Regions from separate parts of the Mus musculus genome. Here region 1 is linked to region 2. A link is a loop called in an ENCODE intact Hi-C map of the cell type or tissue named here. Cell type or tissue: gastrocnemius. All regions are shown on one strand. Links, peaks and the distances in the headings refer to the core of each region. The heading gives the core; the rest is flanking DNA.

What was found. Hi-C counts contacts between places; a loop is a spot of excess contacts. Peaks named below come from ENCODE experiments on the same cell type or tissue, not always from the same donor. Only the 100,000 strongest peaks of a DNase experiment are listed, where the experiment ranks them.
Region 1: a loop joins it to region 2, with 2.7 times the contacts of the local background. A loop is called at or near these places in 1 of 42 quality-filtered maps.

Annotation. Positions count from the first base shown.
Region 1 is chr3:157,921,265-157,926,641 of GRCm38, reverse strand. It overlaps Cth (cystathionase (cystathionine gamma-lyase)), which reads left to right and starts at 1,579. Exons shown (of 12, transcript NM_145953.2): 1 at 1,579-1,776. The coding sequence starts at 1,612. 1810013D15Rik (a long non-coding RNA gene) reads right to left here and starts at 1,434. Exons shown (of 6, transcript XR_867796.2): 1 at 1,296-1,434; 2 at 396-539. In gastrocnemius, for the core only: no CTCF peak of the experiment used is centred there; DNase peaks (open chromatin) are centred at 1,500 and 2,043; H3K4me3 peaks cover 1,827 bases; H3K27ac peaks cover 1,678 bases.
Region 2 is chr3:158,029,369-158,034,745 of GRCm38, reverse strand. It overlaps Srsf11 (serine and arginine-rich splicing factor 11), which reads left to right. Exons shown (of 13, transcript NM_001379531.1): 2 at 3,098-3,294. Among named protein-coding and RNA genes, the nearest start is that of Srsf11, 4.5 kb to the left of the region's middle. In gastrocnemius, for the core only: no CTCF peak of the experiment used is centred there; a DNase peak (open chromatin) is centred at 2,980; H3K4me3 peaks cover 2,280 bases; H3K27ac peaks cover 1,675 bases.

The sequences.
Region 1 (5,377 bases), core at 153-5,152, 110 kb after region 2:
AGATGGCTCAGTGGGTAAATGCTTGCCGCACAGCCTGACACCCTGTGTTCTATCTCCAGCATCTACCTTTGTGCTGCTGTGTATCTGTAATAGCAGCTCTCCTACTGTAGAAGACAGAGAATCCACTGAAGCTCCTGGGTGGTCTAGCCTGGGGTAAGCAGTGCAAAGACCCTGCGTCAACAGGGAGGTGGAAGACTGTCCTCTGACCTCTATGGGTGTGCCACACATTCCTCTGCACTCTCAAATACGATAAACAGACAAGTATACAAACAAATAGAAAACATCCATGTTTGTATAACCCAGGGCTTACCAACTGTACTTAGAACTGGACTCAGAACTGTTTCAGGCCCTTCTACTCCTCGGTGTTTTCTGTGATCTCATCAAAATGTACTTACGTCTTTAGAGATGGCTCAGGGAGCAAGAGCATTGCCCGCAGGAGCATTGGTTCCAGAGCACCAGGGCTTGGCTTTCTCTCCCACACGCAGATCACATCTGTTTCCAAATGCAGTTCCAGGGGAATCCAACAGCCTTTCTGACCTCTGTAGACATCAAGTATGCATGTGGTGCAATACACACACACACACACACACACACACACACACACACACAAACACATCGTTAAAATATACTCAGGCTGAGAACATACTTTAAAAGGAGAAATACTAATCAAGCAAGCATGGTAACCCGTTAGTGTTTCAGAGGCTACCCGCTTCCCCTGTGCCTCTGGCAGTGTACACTTGGTTCTGGAAGGTGATTGTGTCTGGAGCTAATTTGAAAAGCATACTGATTGTGTTTGCTCTTCGTAGCTTTTCCAAACCGTAGCTTTTAAAATCAGTTGTTTATTCCTTAACACCTTCCAAATTCGTTCAACAGTGTTTCAAAGTTTTAGGTTCGGGCTGGTGAGATGGCTCAACAGGTAAGAGCACCCGACTGCTCTTCTGAAGGTCCTGAGTTCAAATCCCGGCAACCACATGGTGGCTCACAACCATCCGTAACGAGATCTGACTCCCTCTTCTGGTGTGTCTGAAGACAGCTACAGTGTACTTACATATAATAATAAGTAAATATAAATAAATCTTAAAAAAAAAAAACAAAAAAAAAAACAAAGTTTTAGGTTCGACTTCCCAGGTACAGAAACTCCTTAAATTCCCCAGTTCTCGGACAAGGTGTAAAATTAGGTCAAAGCTACGTCTTTTTGGGAGCAAAGCTTGGGCCTTAAGGCCTGATCTTGGCCAGAGTAGAGACGCGGGCGCTGGTGGCACAGCTGTGGCGGTCCTCAGATCCGAGGGAAGCACCTGCCTGCGTGACCCTTGCCGGAACTCTGGGGCCACGCGAGGCTGCTGGAGGTTGCGTCCCTATCCTGCAGACAAAGGGGATCTCTGGGCTGAGTGCTGCACCTCAGTGCTGAGGTGTCCCACGTGGGCACTGCTCTGTGCCACTGGGAGGCGGGGCAGGAACGATCGGGGCAACACCTCCACTGCCGACCAATAAGCAGGGCCGCTGCCTAGGGACCAGCGATGATTGGTTGCGTCGGCCCCTCCCCACCCTGGATATAAGCGCCAAAGTCCAGAAGGTTTTAGCCAAAGCAACACCTCGCACTCCTGCCCCAGCATGCAGAAGGACGCCTCTTTGAGCGGCTTCCTGCCTAGTTTCCAGCATTTCGCCACTCAGGCCATCCACGTGGGACAAGAGCCTGAGCAATGGAATTCTCGTGCCGTGGTGCTGCCCATTTCGTTGGCCACCACATTTAAGCAGGACTTCCCGGGCCAGTCCTCGGTAAGCAGCCGGGCAGGGCTGGGCTGACTGTGGGAGCGCTCGGGACATGCGCTCTCTGCGATTTTCAGTTAAAAACCAGAACTGTAAGTTGTTGAATTCTGTAGCATCGAAGCTACCTGCAGCCAGTCCTACTTTGAAAAATGAAGGCTCTTGGGCTGGTGAAATGGCTCAGCAGTCGTGCTGACTAGTTTTATATCAACTTGACTCAAGCGAGAGAGGAGGGGACCTCGATTGAGACAATGCCTCCAGTAGATCAGGCTGCAAGCAGGCATTTTCTTAATTAGAGATTGATGGGGGAGGATAAGTCCATGGTGGGTGCCCCCCCCCCCCAGGCTAGTGGCCCTGCGTTCTATAAGAAGTTGGGTGAACGAGCCAGTAAGAAGCCACCTCTCCGTGGCCTCTGCATTAGTTCTTGCCTCCAGGTTCCTGTCCTAACTGCTTTCCATGGTGAACTGTTAAATGGAAGTAAAATAAAAAACTCTTTCCTCCCCAAGTTGGTTTGGGCATGGTGTTTATTACAGCAGGTATATAAAGGTGCTTGTCACCAGACCTGACTACTATAATTCAATCCCATAATCTATAGGATGGAAGGAGAGAACCAACTCCTGTAGTTGTTTTTTTTTTGTTGTTTGTTTGTTTGTTTTTGAGACAGGGTTTCTCAGTGTAGCCCTGGCTGTCCTGGAACTCACTTTGTAGACCAGGCTGGCCTCGAACTCAGAAATCCGCCTGCCTCTGCCTCCCAAGTGCTGGGATTAAAGGCATGAACCACCACCTTAGTTGTTCTTTGATGCACCCAAAGGCTTGCACTCTCCCTCTCTCTCCTTCTCTCCCCCCTCCCTCTCTTCTCTCTGTCCCCAGTCTCTTTCACCCACTCCGTCCCTCTCTCCCTGTCCTTCTCTTCCTCCCTCCCCCCTCAGTCTCTTTCTCTTTCTCCTCTCTCTCACACACTAAACAATGAAAATCCTAGAATTAAGATTAGTTTCAGTCGGTATGTTCAGTTAATAGCTAATGTGTATTTATGTACCAAGTGCGTACTTAAAATCTATGTGTGTTACATGTAGAGTCTCACTGAAGGTTAACAAGAAGGATCCTAGCCTGAACTAAGGTCTCAAGTGTTCAAACTGAGATAGCTGAGATAATAGGGTTATAAGATTTAATTTATCTTGAACCCCTCCCTTCTGCAACTGACTCCATGGTGCTGCACTGTAACTGAGCTATGTAATAGTTCAAGCCATTTCATCATCTAAGCCAGCAGTTCTCAACCTCTGGGCTGTGACCCCTTTGGGAGTGGAACAACCCTTTTCAGGGGTTACATGTATCAGGTATTTACATCACGATTCCTAATAGTAGCAAAATTACAGTTTCGAAGTAACAACAAAAATAATTAGTTGGGGGTCACTACACCATGAGGAACTGTATTAAAGGGTCACAGCATCAGGAAGATTGGCAACCATTGATCTAAGTAGTGTGGCTTTGTGATTAAGAGCACATGGGTTTTAATTCTTACATCAGCTTCTCTGACTGAGTAACCTGGAGGAAGCTATTTAACCCATCCAAGACTTGAGATGACCTTGTGTAAACTGGGATAATGATAGAACACACTACACAAGCTGTTACTGTTGTAACATTTCTAAATTTTGTAGTACACACTTAGGAGTACTTTGGTGTTTGCAGTCTTCCTGCCTTGTTATTTCCATTTGACCACAGCAGCTAAGTCATAGGGCAGGGGTTAAATCCTTTTATAAAAACGGAAACTGACCCAGACTCAACAAACACAAATGACCAAGTGACTGGTAAAGCCTGTAAGATGCAGCCTTGTGAATCTCATGGCATCTTCCTTTCTGGTGGCTTACTAAATGGGTCTTGGTATATTAAAAATGCCCCAGGTTCAGAGGACAGCTGTTATCAAAGCAGTTGTTGCACATTCCCAGGTCTTGACTGCTCTGAATACTGCCTTTCTGTGTTCTAAGCCAGGTAAAGTTCTTACAAACAACCCTTTTTTGTATGTGAGGTGGAGTCCCAAAAGTGTCTCTATATCAGGCTAGGATACTCCTGATGATGTGCATTCAAAATACGCTCATCACCTCCTCCAAGTGTGCCCCTCCTAGATAGGCTTGCTGCCTGTGTGGAAAAAAGTGTATAGAAATTGAGCAGTCAGGTATGATTTTAATGTTAAAACGGTTCAGAGAGCAAGCAGGAGTGGTTAAATCCAGTATGTGCTCAGAATCTCCAAAAGCTAATAGCACTGCAGCTAAGAGAAGTATCAGAGATCTTTAGTTCCATTTGAAAAGCCATGGAATGCACAAGATAATTTGCCAATGAAAGACGCTCTCCTTCCCTGGAAGTTAAATGTCTGCATGCTTATGAATATTTATGTGAGTCTGTTCTAGAAGCCAAGCTTTTGCAGGAAGGTTTGGTGAGTTTAGCATCTAGGTGATGAGTGCTAGAACCCTGTAAACTGTGTTTATCTAACACAGGGGGAAACTCTTAAAATTATTATTACTAATACTAGAAGTTTGAGTCTAAAACAAGGGTATAAGTAGTGGTGTACAGTATAAGCCAAGGGGAGAAAATTGTAGGATGTTTTGTTTGTTTGTTTTTAAAACAGTCTCTCTCTCTCTCTAGTGAGAGATGGCCTTGAACTCACAGATTAATCTTTGCTTCTGCTGGGATTGCAGATGTGTATGACCACAGGAGCTTAGATCCTAGGATTGGCTCTGGCTCTCACATTCCCCAGGCCTTACAACATTTGACTGCACTTTTCTCCAAGTAGGTCACAAGGCTAAATAAAAGGATTACATGAATCTTATGTATAAAGGGATGAACTTAAGTGCAAAGGGAGCTTGGCACAGGAGGGTCTTCACTGAGAACTGCTTCCTCCTTTTGTTTTGAGTCATTTTTGTTTTGTTTATTTGTTTGTTTGTTTGTTTTCGAGACAGGGTTTCTCAGTGTAGCCCTGGCTGTCCTGGAACTCACTCTGTAGACCAGGCTGGCCTCGAACTCAGAAATCCGCCTGCTTCTGCCTCCCAAGTGCTGGGATTAAAGGTGTGCGCCACCACGCCCGGCAAGTCATTTTTTATAGTGTCAAGATCTGAGCCCTGAGCAAGTGAATGGCACTTTCAACCCTCTCTGTGCTAAATGGACCTGTATCACTTAAGTCTTGGGAAGAGAAACACAGGTCAGACTCATTCGCTTCCCTTTTCCTAATCTTATAAGGAGAAGGTGAGGCTAACATAACTGCAAGGTCATTCTAATGTTAAGGACTGCCACCCACCTAGTGGTTAGCATAGCATGCTGAGGAATTTGTGCCTCACCCCATTTCATCTTCACAACTTTGCAAGTAAATGTGTATTGTCTCCCTCAATCCCAGACTGCAGGGAAAATCCCAGATGTTGAGGCGTTTCCTTACTAGCACTGAGCTCATAAGTGGCAGGTACATAGCCCTCACCCAGTTTACTCATTTTTATTTTTGTGTATAGGTGTTTTGCCTGCATGTCAGTCTGTCTGTGCACACAGTCATGTAGTGCCTGCCAAGGCCAGAAGACCTCAGACTGCCGGAACTAAAGTTCCAGACAGTGAACTGACATTTGGGGACTTGGAA
Region 2 (5,377 bases), core at 252-5,251:
AATACAAGTTCATAATATACTGTATGTTATACTCATATAGCATGTGAAAAATAAACAGGTTGTAGCCAAAATTATCTCTTGCATTTGAGAAAATTATCTATTTGTTGCTAATTGATAGAAACTGGAAGGTAATTCATGGATTGAGCTTGTTTATAAAATATATGAGGGTAGTCTTGACAACTAGTTCTTTATGGTAGTTGAATTACCTTAAGACTAATAATGCATTTAAAATGAAACATTTTTCAGTAGTGGCACTCAAAGTATTTGTGGGTTTTAAAATTAGACAATATGGGGACAATTGGAAGGCTCAGTTGTTAAAAGCACCTACTGAAGCCCGGCAGTGGTGGTGCACCCCTTTAATCCTAGCAATTGGGAGGTAGGAGGCAGGAGGATTTCTGAGTTCAAAGCCAGCCTGGTCTACAGAGTGAGTTCCAGGACAATTCACAATTGCCTTTAACTCCGTTTCAGAGAATATGACCTCTGCCAGCATCTGCACACACATGGTGCACATAAAGGCTCATACAGGTACACACACAGACATAAATTTTAAAATTTTTTTAATTAGACATTCTGCATTATTGAAGTAGCGCCAAATAAAATAAAAGATCACATCTTTTGGGATGTAGTTCAGTTATAGAACACTTACATATCTTGCAAAGACGTTGGGTTCTATCACCAGCTCTGGAATACTGAAAAGCAGCCCTCTTCTGTCCTGCTAAAGATTAGGCATACCTGCCTTTTTTTTAATGGAGGTGTTTGGCTATGGTTTATTATATGCATTTTATTTAATATCGCTTGACATTACTTAAAAAAAAAAAATAAGCAATCAAGTCACCCAGAAAGTGCTGATTTGTTTCGTGACAGAAAGTAAAACTTATTATCAAATAAAGATAGGGAAATCCATTCTTACCACTACAATTTAATAGTACATTTTCAAACATCGCTGTGTCCCTCATGAAATTTTGTTTATATATTAGACTTTTTTCATAGTTGAAAGCTATAGTTGATGACTGACTTATTAAATAAGTAGTTTCCGTTCTAGTAAGAGAAAAAGAGGTTAATTTGTGCAGAGTTTCTTGCCTTTTTAGTACATGCATTTCTTACATCTCTATGTTTGCTTATGGAGAGAACTGCAATTCCAATAGATTGGGAACATTGGCTGTCTTTTCTTTGTTTTCTGTGTTATGCTATACTTCTAGCATCTCAGAAATCTCTAGAAGTTAGTAGAGATATAGTATTTGGAGAAATTTGTGAGTTTGGGATGCCTTTATAATATTGGAGAAATAGTAAGAAGAAAGAATTTGTTGCCTATATCCAGATTCTATAATTCTGTTGCCTTTTCTGGCAAATAATTACGATCACTTAAACTGTCATAGATTAGATATACTTACTGTTTGTCTTAAGATTTTTGTCACCTGCTTTTAGCTATATTATTTCTGTGAAAGTCATTAACAATGATAAGTATTTCATTGCCTATTCAACTTAGTAGCTCTATGGTGATAGTCAAAACAGATGGAAAATATTTAAATAAATTACTTTTTTGCTAGCCTTTCTGCATCAAATGCCCTCGATTACTGTGCTCAGTAAGTCTTACATAAATCAGATTTGTAGTTAAAAGATTTTATCATGCCGGGCGGTGGTGGCGCACGCCTTTAATTCCAGCACTTGGGAGGCAGAGGCAGGCGGATTTCTGAGTTCGAGACCAGCCTGGTCTACAAAGTGAGTTCCAGGACAGCCAGGGCTATACAGAGAAACCCTGTTGGTTTAACTATAATTTTTATTATAAAACATAAAGCATATAGAAAAATGTAGAGATGGATTAAACCCAAGTTTGATCAGGGACCCACATGGTGGAATGAGGGCACCTTCAAAGGGCACTGTGACGCACACATACACTATAAATAAGTAATAAAATTTTTTGTTTGAAATGTAAAACAGTATTAAAGATTTTCATATACCTTTTACAGCTAATAAACTGATGTTAAATAACACTGAAAATCAAAAGACAAAGCTTGAGCTCTTATTATTGTGTTCTTTGTTCTGTCATGGGCATTGTATGTACTCCTGATACTAAGAACGTTGATCTGTGAGAATCTGTAATTAACAGTGAGTGATACCTGTTATTCGAGAAACTACTTAACACTATCTTGGGAGTGATTGATGAGTGATCATGTGTTTTGTTTTGTTTTAAACTCTGATGAGGCACATTAGTCAGCCCCTCCCTTCTGTGCTTAAGAACTATGTCACTGAACTAGTGAGTAGACCTAGCAAGTCAGTTGCATCCTTTTCAGTATTGGCCAAGAGTTATTTGCCAAGTGTAGAGATTTGTAACTCTCCGTGTAAAGTCTGAGGTTTTTAGCTCTCGGTAGTTTTGAGTCAAATAAATTAGCGTGGCCTGTATGATAAATGACTAATTAAAGTAGGGTGGGGTGAGTGTTCATGTGTTCAGTGCTCGTTGGAAGTAACTCAGAATTTGTGCTAGGTTCTGCAGTCTGAGACATACATTTGAATAACAAAAGCAGTGCTGTTACTAACAGGTGGTATTGAGATGAGATTAGGGAACTTAGTGGCTTCTGTAAAGGCATAGAGAAAGTAATTTGGGTTTTTTATGTTGGAGAACTGGAATAGGTCAGATGTGGCTGAAGAAATAAGGCAGGGGTCTTTGTTTTGTTTTTGTAGTGAAGAATGCTCGTGTTAAAGCGGGTGTATTTCAAACTGCTGACCGTATACTGTAATATATTGAAGGACAGTAAAGGTAAGCTAAGTTCAGTGAGCGAACAGAGAGGCAGGGCGTGTGTGTTAAACTGTCTTTGCTGGAGGTTTCAGCGGCTAGGTGGAGGGATTCTGCCTGAAAATGCTTCTGGTGCTATGTGGAGTAAGCAGGAACCATTTCTGAGGTGGCTCAGCTGGGTGGGCGCAGCCGGGACAGTTGCGGGAGCGCGAACTGGACGCGTACTTCCGGGATATGGGCGCATGCGCGGGCGGGCGTGTGGAATTGTGGGCCGGCTGCGCTGCGCGAGGTCCGCGGCCGTTTGTGTGCGGCCGGCGGCCGGTGCCGCGCGCTCTCACTCTGTCTTGTGTTTGATGTGTTGAGCAGGAGGCAGCCCGCGCCATGAGCAGCACGGCAGTGGTCCCCAGCGCGCCAGGCCCGGGCCCAGGCCCCAGTGGCGGGCCAGGCGGCGGCACCGAGGTGATCCAGGTGACCAACGTGTCTCCGAGCGCCAGCTCAGAGCAGATGCGTACGCTCTTCGGCTTCCTGGGCAAGATCGACGAGCTGCGCCTCTTCCCGCCGGAGTGAGTACCGGGGCGCTGCGGGCCCGAGGCCCTTCCGGTGAGGCGAGGCGCGCGGTCCGCCGGAGCCTAGCGTGGAAAATCCGCGGGCCTGCCAGGCCGCAGGCCAGGGATAAGCGCCCGATTGGAGTTTAAGGAATGTTTTTCCTCTTGGTGTTGTTTATACCATCATTTTGCTTTGGGCACTTAATGTTTCGATTAAATCCCCCTTTTAAAGGAAAAACTAACCCAGTGCTTTGTTAGAAAGGAAGTAAAATTGTTGCTGTTATATTCACTTGATGTAAATAAGGATTGCTCTTAAGTAATTTTGAACTAGGGAAGTGCATCAAACCCTATAACCCTTAGACAGAAGACTCAGTCAATAGACCTGAATGCTGTTTTTATATAATTCAGAGAAATTCATCATAGCTGAATCCTGTTGTGTTTAAATAATTTACGGAATGTTTAAATTTGAGTTAGGGTTTATGTGGGTTTTGTCTTGTTTTAAAAGTGGTTTTTATTGCCGCGGTATTAAACGTGTATTCATTGTAAGGAACAAAGAAAGTATGAAGATAGAAAACACATTTGAAATAATTGTATGTCCTCTAGAAACAATTATAACGTTTACTGAAAACATAGTGGTTAATGTTAGTAAAACTACCAGCCAAATTTTGGTGGTTAATGCTGTCCCTTAAATTCAGAATAAGAAATGAGAATCATCACAGTCATCTGTTGTGTGTGTAATCACTAATCATGCTGAAGTTAATCATACAAGTCTTATGTGTTAATTATTAATTTTCATGACTTCCCTACTTGAAATATTTTTACATAACTGTTTAGTGCTTGACATAAGTATGTTAACAGTTTCGTAGTGTTTTAGGAACAGTTGTTTGGAGCAGAATCTTGACCTTGGAAATCCACAGGGTAGCTCCTTATAAAAAAGCATACAGAAATTGATGTTGTTTATTTCAACACATCCTACCCTTCAGATTGCTCCTAAAACTAATATTAAAACTACAAAAAAGATTATATATTCAACTTGTGATTTTAATCTTGCAGATTACTAAAAGTTTTATTATAGTCACTCACTTTGTTTATTCTCCAAAGCAAATCTATACTGTATTATAAAAGATAAAAGAAGTGGGTGTTAGCCGGGCAGTGTTGGCGCATACCTTTAATCCCAGCACTTGGGAGGCAGAGACAGGCAGATTTCTGAGTTAGAGGCCAGCCTGGTCTACAAAGTGAGTTCCAGGACAGCCAAGACTACAGAGAAACCCTGTCTCGAAAAACCAAAAAAAAAAAAAAAAAAAAAAAGAAGAAGAAGTGGGTGTTGTATTGGGCTTTTTACTTTTTTGTTTGTTTAGTTTTTTTTTTTTTCCCCTTGTAGACCTACCTAGCTAGTGAACAATACTTTAAAGGAGGTTGTGATAGACTTAAGCTGGTCTTTTTGTGGTGATATGGGTAATTCCATCATAAGCTGAATAGTTGCAGGGTTTGTTTATTCCTTGAAATGATATAGGGTACTGTGTACTCACCTTCAAACAGTAGCATGGCAGCTGTCACCAATTCACAGAATAAGGTCAGCCTTCCTGCCTTTCATAGAACAAGATTCTTGAGTTCATCAGCATTCCATTTTGAAGAATGCATACCCCAAACACACTTACTAAAACACTTCAGACCAGGGAAGGGCTTCGTAAGTGTGTGTGTCGGGGGGGGGGGGGGGGGGGGTCAACGTAGGCTATGCTGACCTCCAATCAGTATTTTCCTGCTTTTACTTCTCAATTGCTATGATTTATAGACATGGTGTTTATTGTAGAAGTGGATAGTAAAGTATTTAGTTTTAAAGGAATTTCACAATGGGATACTTACCTAGGTAAGGATCCCAGTGACACATGTCAGTGTTATGCTGTACTCGAAGGCTACTGTCAACAGATATTCATTTGAAGCCTTCATAACCAAACATGATCAGTGATCACTTTAATGATCTTACCCACTTTTCAAGAAAAATATACTTTAATGAGTTATTGAATATTTCATGATATAATTAGAAAGAGGCATATGAGGTCAGTAAAATTGTTCTCAAGTGATTGTTATTTTCTTACCTGTG